Regions from separate parts of the Homo sapiens genome. Here region 2 is linked to region 1. A link is a contact called in ENCODE Hi-C or POLR2A ChIA-PET data. All regions are on one chromosome and are shown on one strand. Each heading gives the region's core, a stretch centred on a gene start or an enhancer-like site at or near the end of the contact. The rest is flanking DNA. Distances are from core to core; before and after follow the strand shown. Region 1 has its middle 38 kb from the start of LINC01987. Region 2 holds the start of TNRC6C (trinucleotide repeat containing adaptor 6C).

Region 1 (6,087 bases), core at 1,691-4,190:
AGTTTGCAGCGATCTTTCAAGGGACCAGTCACTCTCCAGGTCTCCTCTGTTCTACCCACCAGCATCCTTCACTTGGAGATCTGAGACACCTTCCCGGAGTGTGGAAAAAGAGAAACCACCACTCCAAGTCTGTCTTCTGGTTTGACCTGGGGCCAGGGCCTTAACCTCTCTCAGTTTCAGTTTATTTTGTTTGTTTTGAGATGGAGTCTCGCTCTGTTGCCCAGACTAGAGATTGTGCAATGGCACAATCTCAGCTCACTGCAACCTCTGCCTTCCTGGTTCAAGCGATTCTCCTGCCTCAGCCTCCCTAGTAGCTGAGATTACAGGTATGCGCCACCATGCCTGCTAATTTGTTTATTTTTAGTAGAGACGGGGTTTCCCCATGTTGACCAGTCTGGTCTCATACTCCTGGCCTCAAGTGATCCACCCGCCTGGGCCTCCCAAAGTGTTGGGATTATAGGCACAGCTTCCCTAGGGATTTTTCACCCCACCTAGAGATATTTATTGGCCGCTTCATATATGAAGGCAGCAGGGATAACTCAGAGGTAGACAAGACCAACCCCTCCCTGCCAGGAGCCAGCAGTCCCACGGGAATGGAAGAAGTGGCCCAGGTGACTGTGACCTCTCAGGTGTTTGCGGCGTGCTGGAGAGGTGGTCGGGGGAGTGGAGCCTTGAAGGAAAGATTGGTTTTGCTTTCTCCTCCCATGACGAAGCAGAGATGCCTGGCGTTCCATGGGCGTGGTCCCGCCCTGACCTTGTTCCACGTCCCCCTCCGGCTCCACCATCAAAATCAAGGACTGTGGATATTTCACATAAATGGGATCAGGCCACATGTGGCCTTTATACCTGGGCTTCCTTCACTGAGCGTGTTTTCAAGGTCCACTGGTGTCGTCGCGTGTGGCCATCGTGTGGATTCGTCACATTGGGTTTATCCATTCATCAGTTGGGTTCCTTCAACCTTTTGGCTATTTCGAATAGTTGCCATCACTGTTTCTTAAAATGTGACTGATGCTTTGTTGTCTGACTTCTCTGCTGGAACGGAAGTCTTCAGGGGGCTGGGGGTGGGAGGGGTTGGTTTTATTGCTGTCATATCCCTCAGGCTCATAGGTTGTAACAGGGAGCCCCCAGGGGATGCAGGTGGGCCGGTGAGAGGAGACACCCCCATCGTCATTGCAGAATGATCTCCTGCCCAGCACACCCCCTGCCGATCCTCCAGCAGCCCCATGCTAAGGAAATAACAGCCTCCCTACCCACCTCCCCCAGCCTTCCCCTCTGCTCTCTGCTCCCTAGAGTTCCTGGAATAAAGTCAAAGGAGACAGGAACAGGGCAGGTATCCACCTGCTCACTCTCTCCAATCAACTCTTTAGGGGCTTTTGCTATCAATGCAGCCCTGGAAGGGTATAGATCAATTCCCCTCACCTTTCCACCCTCCCACCCACCCATCCACCCACAGAAATCATTGCAGCTGGAAAACTGTTGGATGTGGAGAGTAAATCTGCAAATCTGAGTGATATGGACAAAAAGGCATTTGAAGTTCTTAGGAGGGGAATCGTGTAGCCTTGAGAGGCGTGAGGTAAAAATGGCTGTGGCTTGGACCCCGTTCCATGTGAGGAAGCCAGGGATCTTTTCTTTAGAAGTCTTGCTAATGTGGTATTTAAAAAAAAAAAATCAATGCCACATTGCCACGAATGGACGCATCTATTCCAGGTAGAGAAGGCTGTTGTCTGGGAAGCATACAGCAGCTATTATAAACACTGAAAGTCAGTTGTTTAGCCCCCATTCATGGGCACTCTCTGAGGACCAGGCACATGGGGCTTCTGAGAGCATAAGGGAGCTCTCCATTTAGGAGGAACCAGGTGATGAGCAAACAGGATCCATTGAGGCTCTGAGATAGACGCTTCCACCTGGCGTCCAACCCATCCCAAGAACTCTGATGAGCAAGTGCTTCCCATTTTGCAGAAAAGGAGACTGAGATTCAGAGTGGAGAAGTGAGCACCAAGCTCATTCAGCCCATTTTACAGACAAGGAGACTGACATTCAGAGTGGAGAAGTGAGCACCAAGCTCATTCAGCCCATTTTACAGACAAGGAGACTGACATTCAGAGTGGAGAAGTGAGCACCAAGCTCATTCAGCCCATTTTACAGACAAGGAGACTGACATTCAGAGTGGAGAAGTGAGCACCAAGCTCATTCAGCCCATTTTACAGACAAGGAGACTGACATTCAGAGTGGAGAAGTGAGTGCTCAGCCCACTCAGGTCTCCAGGGCCAGAGCAGCCAGAATGGGTGCCAAAAAAGAAAAAAGAAAAATTGAATAAGACCTACTATTTGATAGCACAATAGGGTGACTATAGCCAACAATAACTTAATTGTACATTTTAAAATAACTTAAAGAGTGTCATTGGATTGTTTGTCACTCAAAAGATAAATGCTTGAGGGGATGGATACCCCACTCTCCATGGCGTGTGTATTTCCTATTGCATGCCTGTATCAAACATCTCATGTACCCCACAAATATGCACACCAACCACGTACCCAGAAAAATTAAAAATATAAATAAGGCCAGGCATGGTGGCTCACGCCTGTAATCCCAACACTTTGGGAGGCAGAGGCAGGCGGATCATTTGAGGTCAGGAGTTCAAGATCAGCCTGGACAACATAGCGAAACCTCATCTCTACTAAAAACACAAAAAATTAGCTGGGTGTGGTGGCATGCACCTGTAGTTTCAGCTACTCGGGAGGATGAGGCACGAGAATCGCTGGAACCTAGGAGGCAGAGGCTGCAGTGAGCTGAGATCATGCCACTGCCCTCCAGCCTGGGAGACAGAGTGAGAAAAAATAAAAAATAAAAATAAACTTAAAAATAAAAGAAAATAAACCCTCCAAGAATTCTGAGCTCCGCCTACTACGCCATGTCCTCCCTGGAAGGAAGAGGCAAGATTTTCCCTTTCCAAGCCCTGAAACAGCTGCACTGACCACTCCCATTCCAGGGACCAGGGTCTGAGACATCTGGGTGGCTGTCTGCCAGGCAGACCCCGTAAAATGGGACAGCCCACCCTGCTCCTGCCACGTCAGGCCACTGGGATGGGAAGCTCTAAACAGCCCCCGCCCCCCCAGGCTGCAGCTCGAGGAGGAGCGAAGCCTCTTTCCTTGCACTAATTTGCAGTGCAGTGTGCTGTCTGCCTCGTGGGCACATGGAACGTATATAAATTACCCCGCCAGGACGATTAACTGTTTGTCCAGGCTAATTGTCAGTATTAAATCTCGCTCAGTCACAGTTTTAAAGCTTAATTTAAATTCTCTATCTTTAAGAAATCCATACTCCCTCCCACCACGGGAGAAAAAATAGATTTAATGGGTTTAGTCCATTTCCGTTTGTAGCAACCCAAGTTATAATTAGGCATGTGCAAAGCGGATGTTTCGGCGGGCGGTGAGCCTGCAGACCTGCTCCTCTCCTTCCCGGCAGGGCCGGTCCTGGTGGGGAGTGCCCTTGTCTTTGCTGCCCTAGATAAATTTCTGAATTAGGAGTTATTGCTCAGAGACCCCTGAGCCTCCATGGCAGCCCCTCCCGATTATGGCATTAATCTTGTCAATGTGCTTAAAGGTGGAGAAAGAATTCATCCTCAAAGGTGGAAGGCACAAGAAAGCAGCCAGGAAACCCCTCTGCCCAGGAGCCAAGAGCTCGGGGGAGCCATGGGATGCAGGCGGATGGGGGGGCTTCCCCTCATGTCTTCCTGAGACCACTGCCCCGCCAGATGCCCCCTTGCCCTGAAGGCTGATGCTGCCACTGCAGCTTATCAGGAGTGAGGACCCCTCCTTCCTCTCCTCTTTCTTTCTGTTCCCAGATACCCGCTTAGAAGCAGGTTGGAGCCAGGAAAATGCAGACAACTAAGGCATAGATGTAGAGGATGCAAACTGAACAAAGCTACTGAAAGCCCCCACACTCATCCCCCTTAATGTCCTAGGGGGAACTGAGACTCAGAGAGAGGCGTGACTTGCCCAAGGGCACACAGCTGGCCTGGGTTGCAGCTGAATCCCAGGGGACTTGGCACCCATTGCCTTGCTACACATTCATGACCAGGGTGAGGTGCAATTCCTTGTTCAAGGGACACGCTTGGAAGAGGAATCTTCATCGCCCTTCCTAATTCTATGCATCATCAACACCAGGGCACGTATGTTTACGCTCATTGTCCCTCACTGGGCTTGCCCCATGCAGAGGGTGGCCTGGGGGAGCAGAGATGGCAGGGAGGGCAGCTGGAAGTCCAGGTCAGAGAGAGGAGAGTGTGACCAGGGTGGCAGCAGGAGGCATGGAAAAGACGGATGCATGGAGAGGGGTGAAGAGCGTGGGAACCAGGGCTGGGGCTGCCCAGACCTGGGCACTGGGGAGGGCAAGGGAAGCGTCAGTGACAACTCCAGGGTCTGAACCTGCGGGGTGAGGAAGCAGGTGGTAGCAGTGACTGCCCGGGAGTCTGAGGAGGGGGCTGGTTAAGTGGGGAAGGTGAGCGTGATGCCAGGTGTGCTGGCTGCAGGGGACAGAAGGTGTGCAGGGCTCTCCCCGGGGCCCCTAGGCTCCTGAAAGGCGGTGCCCTAAGCATCGGCTCCATCTCGTTGTCCCTACCCCCGTCCCTACCCCCGTCACAGTGGCCGGCAAGGGCCCAACACTTAGCAATTGTCAAAGAATCGGCAGACGTGTCCAGTGGGAGCTGAGGCAGGGACAGGGACATCAGGCCCACGTGTTGAAGGCGTGGGCCTCCCACACCACTGCCCTCAGTGTTGTGTAACTCAAAAACCCATGTGTAACTTTTGACTCTCCTAAAACTTAACTACGAATAGCCTGCTGTTGACCAGAAGCCTTACTGAGAACAGTCAATGAACACATATTTTGTATGTCATTATGTGTATTTTATTTTGTAAGTTATATGTTACTGCATTCTTATGATAAAGTAAGCTGGAGAAAAGAAAATGTTATAAAGAAGATGATAAGGGACAGAAAACATATTTACTCATTAGGTGGAAGCGGATCATCATAAAGGTCTTCACCCTTCTTGTCTTTACATTGAGGAGGCTGAAGAGGAGGATGAGGAGGGGTAGGTCTTGCTGTCTCGCAGGTGGCAGAGATGGAAGGAAATCTGTGCATAAGTGGACCATGCAGTTCAAACCCATGTTGTTCAAGGGTCACCTGGAGTTGAGGAAGGTGCCGTCTTTCTCCCAAGGCCCAGGGTTTTCTTTGCAGAGAGCCTCGTGATTTAGCCCTCTGGAGAGGAGGGAAGCGAGGCCAAGCTTAGCAGTGTGTCATGGATGTGTTGTTTGGGCCCCAGGGCATGAGTCACCTGCCCTAGTTTTTTTTTTTTTTTTTTTTTTTTTTTTTTTTTTGTAAAGGTCCTGCTGTTGGGTGGATTCATATTTTCGGTATCAGCCTGGGAGATCCTGAGTGCAGGATGTGGTTCTGCCCCTCTGGTCCCTGTTCTGTTGTGTGCATTTGTGTACACGTGCACCCACCTCCCCTTCTTCAAGGTGCTTGCCCTTCCGCCACCCGATGCCCAACAGGGACCCAACTTAAGACACACACAATTATTTCTGCAGGTCCCTTGAGCTCAAAGTCACCCGAATGTGAGCTGGAGTGAATGCAACCAAGCAGTCCCAGCAACACAGACTGCCCTGCTGGATGCCAGCATGACTGGGAATTTCACTCCCCCACTGACGGGGGAGCCTGGGGGTGTTCATGTGTGTTTTCCTCGGTGGTGTGAAGAAAGTCATTTGGTCCTGTAACGGCTGCCCTGTCACGGTGGGAAGTTAGAAAACAAACTTGGCAATCACACCCACCTTGACTTCCCAACCCTGCGAGAGAGCTTCACAGCAGGACCAGGAGAACAGTTCTTGGGACCTTTCTCTTTCCACCTGTTTCATCTCACACTGCTGCCCCTGCTTCTGTGACCTGCAGCAGTCTGCAGGGTTTGAACCCTTGATCTGCCAGAAGCCCACCCCAGGGCTGGGACCAACTTGCTCTGCTGCCAGTCCCACCCCCCCTGGCACAGGGACACATGGATGGGGACGTAGATGGGTGCTGACTGGTCATGAATGACCTCCA
Region 2 (6,077 bases), core at 2,352-4,851, 270 kb after region 1:
TCATTGAAAAGCAATCATTTGTTGGAGTCCTGAAGGTTTTCCCTTTAAGAGTCCATCATTAGGATGCAAATTATACGTGTAAAATCAACAGAAATAGGAGGATGGAGTAATTCAGGCACCAGTGTGTGGTAGGAAGTGACTGGGCATGGAGAGGGGTATTATACGCAAATACAGCCCTCAAAAAGGTGTCTTTATTACTCTCCTCCAATTTTCATCGCCTCAGAATCATCTGGAGGGCTGGCTAAGATGGAGATACCTGGGCCCCATCCCCAGAGGTTTCGATTCACTGGGTCTGGCAATGGGGTCTGAGAAGTTGCCCTTCTAACAAGCTCCTAGGTAAAGCCAATGCCGCTGGTCTGGGGGAACACACTTTGGGAAACCCTGAGCTAGTCAACACAGTAATCTGTTTTGCAATAGTCATGGAGATAGGGACGTGATCATCCTGTCTTTCCACTTAAACCCCTGCACAGATGTGGATCTTGCTACCTTTCTAAATGGAGTTTCTTTTTCTTCCCATAGCTTGTTGGAGTACAGGTGGTATTTGGTTACATGAGTAAGTTCTTTAGCGGTGATTTGTGAGATTTTGGTGCACACATCACCTGAGCAGTATATACTGCACCCTACGAAATGGAGTTTCTATTAATAACTCCATTTGATAGAAACTCCATTTTGTAGGGTGCAGTGTATATTTGAACTAATTTGCCTAATATCTACCACCCACTGATCTCAGGTTGGCTTCTCAGGATTTCAAAGAATATATCTGTACCTATTTGCATACAGGAGTTTCAAAAATATCTGAAAAGAGCCATCCTGGCCTGCTTGTCTCTTCTTCCCTGCACCAATCTCTTCTGCTTCTTCAGCTGTTGGTCAGACTGGAGGATTTCCATCAACAACTGGCTGTATTCTGAGTCAGTCTCTAACTTTGTCGATTTCTTTCTTGCACCCTGGTGCTCAGAACTGGCCAAAACACTCCATTTGGGATCTGACCAGCTCAGAGTGCAATCTCTTAAACTGGACACTATTTTAACGTAGTGTTGTTGTCGTCTTCAAGCAGTTCACACATTTAGCCTTGTTGAACGTGTGGTCATCTATAACTAGAATTTTTTACATTACCTTGTATCCAGCTAAGTCTTCTTCATTTGTCCTCAACTAGTTGACATTTTAATTTAAGAGACACATTTAACATTTAGTCCTCTTAAACGTAATTTTGTTGGTTTTACCCTTTTTTTTTTTGAGACAGAATCTAGCTCTGTCATCCAGACTGGAGTGCATTGGCGCCTTCTCTGCTCACTGCAACCTCTGCCTCCCAGGTTCAAGGGATTCTCCTGCCTCAACCTCCCAGGTAGCTGAGACTACAGGCGCCCGCCACCATGCCTGGCTAATTTTTTGTATTTTTAGTAGAGATGTCACCATGTTAGCCAGCATGGTCTCCATCTCCTGACCTCCTGATCCGTCTGCCTTGGCCTCCCAAAGTGCTGGGATTACAGGCGTGAGCCACCATGCCCAGCCCTATAGATGATCAACTTATACCTTAGTTATAAGGTGGTGGTGGCAGGGCTGATAACAGGATGACCAACCCGAAACATGAACGTACCCATTTTTACAGTTGTGCCTGGGGTTCCTACTCATACTTTATCAGTTCAAACAACCACTAATAAGTGACACTGCTCTGCAGTCTTAACATTCATGGCCACCATATGCCTCAATGTTTCTGGGTCAACTTTAGTTTCAAACATTATCTCTACTGTCACAGGTCCACATGCCAAACTATGAGTCCAGTTTGGGGTTCAGAACATATAGTCTCTATAGTTCTGCCTTTTCTCGGTGCTCAGAGTCTAATATCATTGGAGAAGAGGACGATTTTTGCCTGATTAAACTGAGGGAGGGGGATAAGAAAGGGAACCAAAGACAATGCTAAATAATGTATTTTGGTTCAATTTTCCAAAAAGTGAAGCTCTGCTTATCACAATGATTGGTCCACTCTGGTCCACCCAGATACCTGGATTCCTCATTTATGTAGCAGCAGTCTACTTCGTGGGCGCTGCCTATTTTGAAGATGTTATTTTGCACTCCCTTCTGGAGCATGTGATAATACCTCTACCTTTGAGAAATACAAAAGATGTAGGTTCTCTGCAGTCGAGAATTAAATGAACGTAAATAAAATGAATAGACAAGGCAGAAGCCTCCATGTCAGCTCCCTCTGCCTTCAGATCCTTCTAAGGGATGTGGGTTCTCGGGAGGGGAAATACACAACACGATACAACAGACATTTGACGACCCTTTAGAGGCTGGTTGTGAATCTGACTACCGGAGGGCTTAAAATATGGCAGTAAGAAGAAAGGAGCTCATGGGACCCTGAAGGGAAACGAGAGCGGGGAATTTGTCTCTTTCATCCACAGTCGTTTCAAAGCATGACACTTGCGGTAACAAAATTGCATTGCGAAAGTACTAGTGTGTTATTATCTCCTCTTCAAGACAGGGACACGTAGACAGGGAATGGCCTCTTCCAATACCAACTTCCAAGTAGCACTGCTGATCCTCCACTGAACGATGGGGGAAAAGCTAGCCTGCTTCTGCGACCTTGCATGAAAATGGAGAAAATTCTTGGTTTCAAAATCTTCTCCTGGCTTGAACCGAAAGTTAAAAAGGGACTTTTCGAATTGCACATTGCGCCTGACCTTACCTACCACTAATGAATAATGGATATCGAGGAGCCGTGGAATGGAGGATCACGGCGGCGTACGGAGCACCGGGGAGGAATCGTGGGGTGCGTAGGCGCCGGAGCGCCCGGGTTCGGCCCGGACCGAAGGCTTGCGCGGTGAAGGTGTGGTGTCTGTGCTCCGGGGAAAGGGCTGTCTCCCCGGGGGACTGTTTCGCAGCGAGGCTTGTTTTGCTCGCAGCTGGGCGCTCCCTGGGGAGCGACTGAGCGCAAGGGCGGGCCGGGAGGCGCGAGGCGAGCACGATGCTCCAGGGCCCCAAGGACTCGTGTGCGTGTGCGTGTGCAAAGTGGGGCGGTGCAGGGCGTGTGCACGGCACGGGCGAGACGCGCGCCGGTGCGGGCGCCGGGCGCCGCCGGGCGCAATTACAGCATAAAGCCCGGGCGCCGCGGGGCGCTGGCCCGGAGAACCCACCGGACGCGCAGAACCGGATCGGCACCCCTCCCGCCAGCACCCTAACGCGGAGCCACAGCGCCCAGGGACCGGAGGGCAGGCGGCGGCGGTAAAGGACACCACGCAAGTCTCCACGTAACCCCCCCGAGCAGTGCAAGCTCCCAGGACTGGCGCGCGTCCCGGCCACTCGGAGCGCGCACCGCTCGCACCCCGGCGCGCTCCCCGCGCGGTGCAGGGAACCACAGCGCGGGCGGGTATTAAGGGGAAAGGAGGAGGCGTGGCCTGGCCGAGGAGCCAATGGGCCGGGAGGGGCGCGCGGGGGAGGAGCTCAGGTGCAGAGTGCCGATTGGCCAGTTCGCCCTCCGGTATGCAGATACGGTGGGAGTCACGTGCTAGGGGCCGGGACGACTTCCTGTTGGAGGCCAACGCGGGGCGGGGAAGGGGGCGCGAGCGCCCCGTCTGGCTGAAGCGGGGGGAGGGGGGTTCTTGTCAGTTAGAGCAACAAGATGGCCGCGGTGGCAGCTCCGCACCTCAGCGCGACGGCCCCGGGAGCCGTAGCCGCCGCCGCCGGCCCCGCCGCCGCGCAGTCTTGAGCGCCGCCCGGGCCGCCCCCTGACAGGGCAGTCCCAGCGCCCGCCGCGCTCCCGCCGCCGTCACCGTCGCAGTAGCCGCGGGCCCGCCCGAGCCGGAGGCGGAGGGAGCGGAGCGGCCCCGCGCCCAGCCGTCCGCAGCTGCCACCGCCGCCGCCGCCGCCGCCTAGGACCCGGACCCCGCCGGAGCCGCATCCCGCCGGGCGTGAGGAGGAGGACGCGTCGCGGCGTTGCCGGGGCCGGACCTGGACCTGCCGGGACGCGCCGCCGCCCACTCGCCCGCGCCGCCGCCGCAGCCGCCGCCGCCGCCCGCGCCGGGACCTGAGTCCGTGGCGCCGGCGCTGAGCGGGCCCCCGCCGCCCGCGCACTCCCGAGGCCCTCGGGCGGTTGTTCGTGCCGCCGCCGCCGCCAGGCCCGCGCCACCGGAGCCCCGCGGAGCCGCCGCCGCCGCCGGGGACGGAGCCCAGGTGAGCGCGGCAGTCCGCCCGCTCCTCGCCGCAGCCGCAACTTTGCCGGGAGGTTCGCGGGCCCTTTGTTCGGCCGAGCCGAGCCGGGGCGGGCGCTGGCCCCTAGCGACCCGCGTGCGGCGCCAGGCCCCGGGCCGGCCGGGTTTGAGGGGAGCGGCGGGAAGCGGCCGGGGCCGGGGCGCGTGTGTGCTAGTGTGAGACGGGGCTGTGCAGACGCCCGGTGTGCATCACAATCAAACGGGAGTGGAATGGAGGGCTGAAGATGGATGTGCCCCCTCCCTTTTAAAACTCATGCAGCGGTGAAATTCGGTCCTTTCCGGGCAGCCCCCCGCAGATTTTGCACTGGTGATGGCAGGCGCGAACCCGCCGTGTTTTGGTGCAGGAGCCCGGTGCCGTTGTTTGGGGGAAGAGAAAAACCCGGGGCGTGCTGCGGGTGGGCGGAGAAGGACCCCTGGGCGCTCTGCGGCTCTGAAATCAGGTGGATTTTCTAACGGTGCTGCGGACTGCGGAGTAATGCGTATGAGGAAAACGAGCCGTACAACATCTGTCCTGTTATCAGATAACGTAACCCGAGCGCCTGGTTGCCGCCTCTGCTTTAAGCGGTGCCTCCTTTGCACCTTTACCTTGAGGACGAGATTTAATTAATTGATTCGTAGCTATGAAAATGTGCAGATGTGGATGTGGGGGTTCCCTGCCTGTTAACCTGGGGAAGAAATAACTGGCAAGCATGTTACACGGAGCTTTGGGGATCTTAGCAAAAATGAAGGCTTGCTGCTTGGATGTTGTGCCGGGAGGTAGGGGAGGAGGAGCCGCTAGATCGTGGCTGCACCTATTGCATTCGAAGGCATTTGACGGTATTGGTGATTCTGCACGTAATTAGTGGAGTTGTCTCAAACCTTTGCCTCCGCCAAATGAAACCTCCATTTGAGTGGTCCGCTCGGTTATTTCTAGGCGTGAACTGCGGATTCTAAACTCAAAATGGTGCTCTGTAGATGTCCAACTTCAGCGTCTTTAAGGAGTTGCAAGTTGGAGCCTTCTGACTGGGTTAATCCATTGTGTAGCCGAGGTTCGGTTTTTCTCGAGTGTCTGGTGTTCACGTTGACGTACTTCGGCCAGTACAAGGTAGCCAATTTATGGTGATCGCTGTGAGAGCCTCGTACGTCCCTGAATGTAATTTGAGCCTGCATAAGGCCTACTTTATGCAAGTGATTTCCTGCAGTTGGAATTGAATAACTATGCGAATGAGTTGAGACCCTGGAAACCTGGCTTGAGTGATTTCAGAGGACAGTGGTAGCTGGTTTGAAATGTGTAGGGGGTGTTGGCAATGATATTCATAGATTCCGGATTTCCTTCAGTACTGTATGAAAGAATAAATGATAAAACTTAGCCCCAGGCCAGATGAACTTGGTTAGTAGAGGGCACCTTGAAGAAATTTACATTGTTCCAGAACAGCAGAGGTGGCAATGGTCTTTGAGCATGTTTCACTGTAGCACCCCTAGGATGCTTTGTTGGGGGAAATAATGCAAAACAGGGTTTTTAAAATGACTAGTTCAGTTGTCGGAATTAATTTTGTGTGTATTAATAGAACAAAGTAATGATGTGAACAGTTGTAACTTTACCTATACTGAAAGTTTTTTTTCTACAGAAAGTTTTTAATATTTATTTTCATAAGAATAGACATTCTTGGAAGCTGTTTTTCATACAGATTTCTCATGACCTGACCATAGGCATAGTCAGGCCGTGAGAAATTGATAGCTCAGAAAACGGTAATAGTAAACACACACACACACTCGTTTTTATTATAAGGATCTGATTTTAAAAGCTTGTTTGTAACTCTTCTGTGCTTCTTGTCCAAAACAAAGACCTTGCTGACCTTACCTCGGTTTTACTTTTTTTTTTTTTTTTTGAGA

The links. Hi-C counts contacts between places; a loop is a spot of excess contacts on that map. ChIA-PET counts read pairs that join two places held with the same protein, here RNA polymerase II (POLR2A). Pooled maps may share reads with other maps.
Region 2: a pooled map shows a loop between it and region 1 (2.2-fold over the local background). The contact joins the promoter of TNRC6C here to the enhancer-like site in region 1. A Hi-C loop is called at or near these places in 1 of 50 pooled maps. POLR2A ChIA-PET finds 5 or more read pairs at or near these places in 10 of 52 experiments (AG04450, CD4-positive, alpha-beta T cell, CD4-positive, alpha-beta memory T cell and 7 more).

What each region holds. Positions count from the first base shown.
Region 1 is chr17:77,687,376-77,693,462 of GRCh38, forward strand. No RefSeq gene overlaps it. Among named protein-coding and RNA genes, the nearest start is that of LINC01987, 38 kb to the right of the region's middle. RefSeq lists enhancers at 3,193-4,072, 4,073-4,951. Within about 2 kb of position 2,941, at least 4 of the 41 ENCODE cell types and tissues checked have a DNase peak (open chromatin) inside an H3K27ac peak, as active enhancers do.
Region 2 is chr17:77,955,102-77,961,178 of GRCh38, forward strand. TNRC6C (trinucleotide repeat containing adaptor 6C) reads left to right here and starts at 3,602. Exons shown (of 23, transcript NM_001142640.2): 1 at 3,602-4,167. RefSeq lists silencers at 3,217-3,266, 3,287-3,746 and enhancers at 3,419-3,978, 3,979-4,537.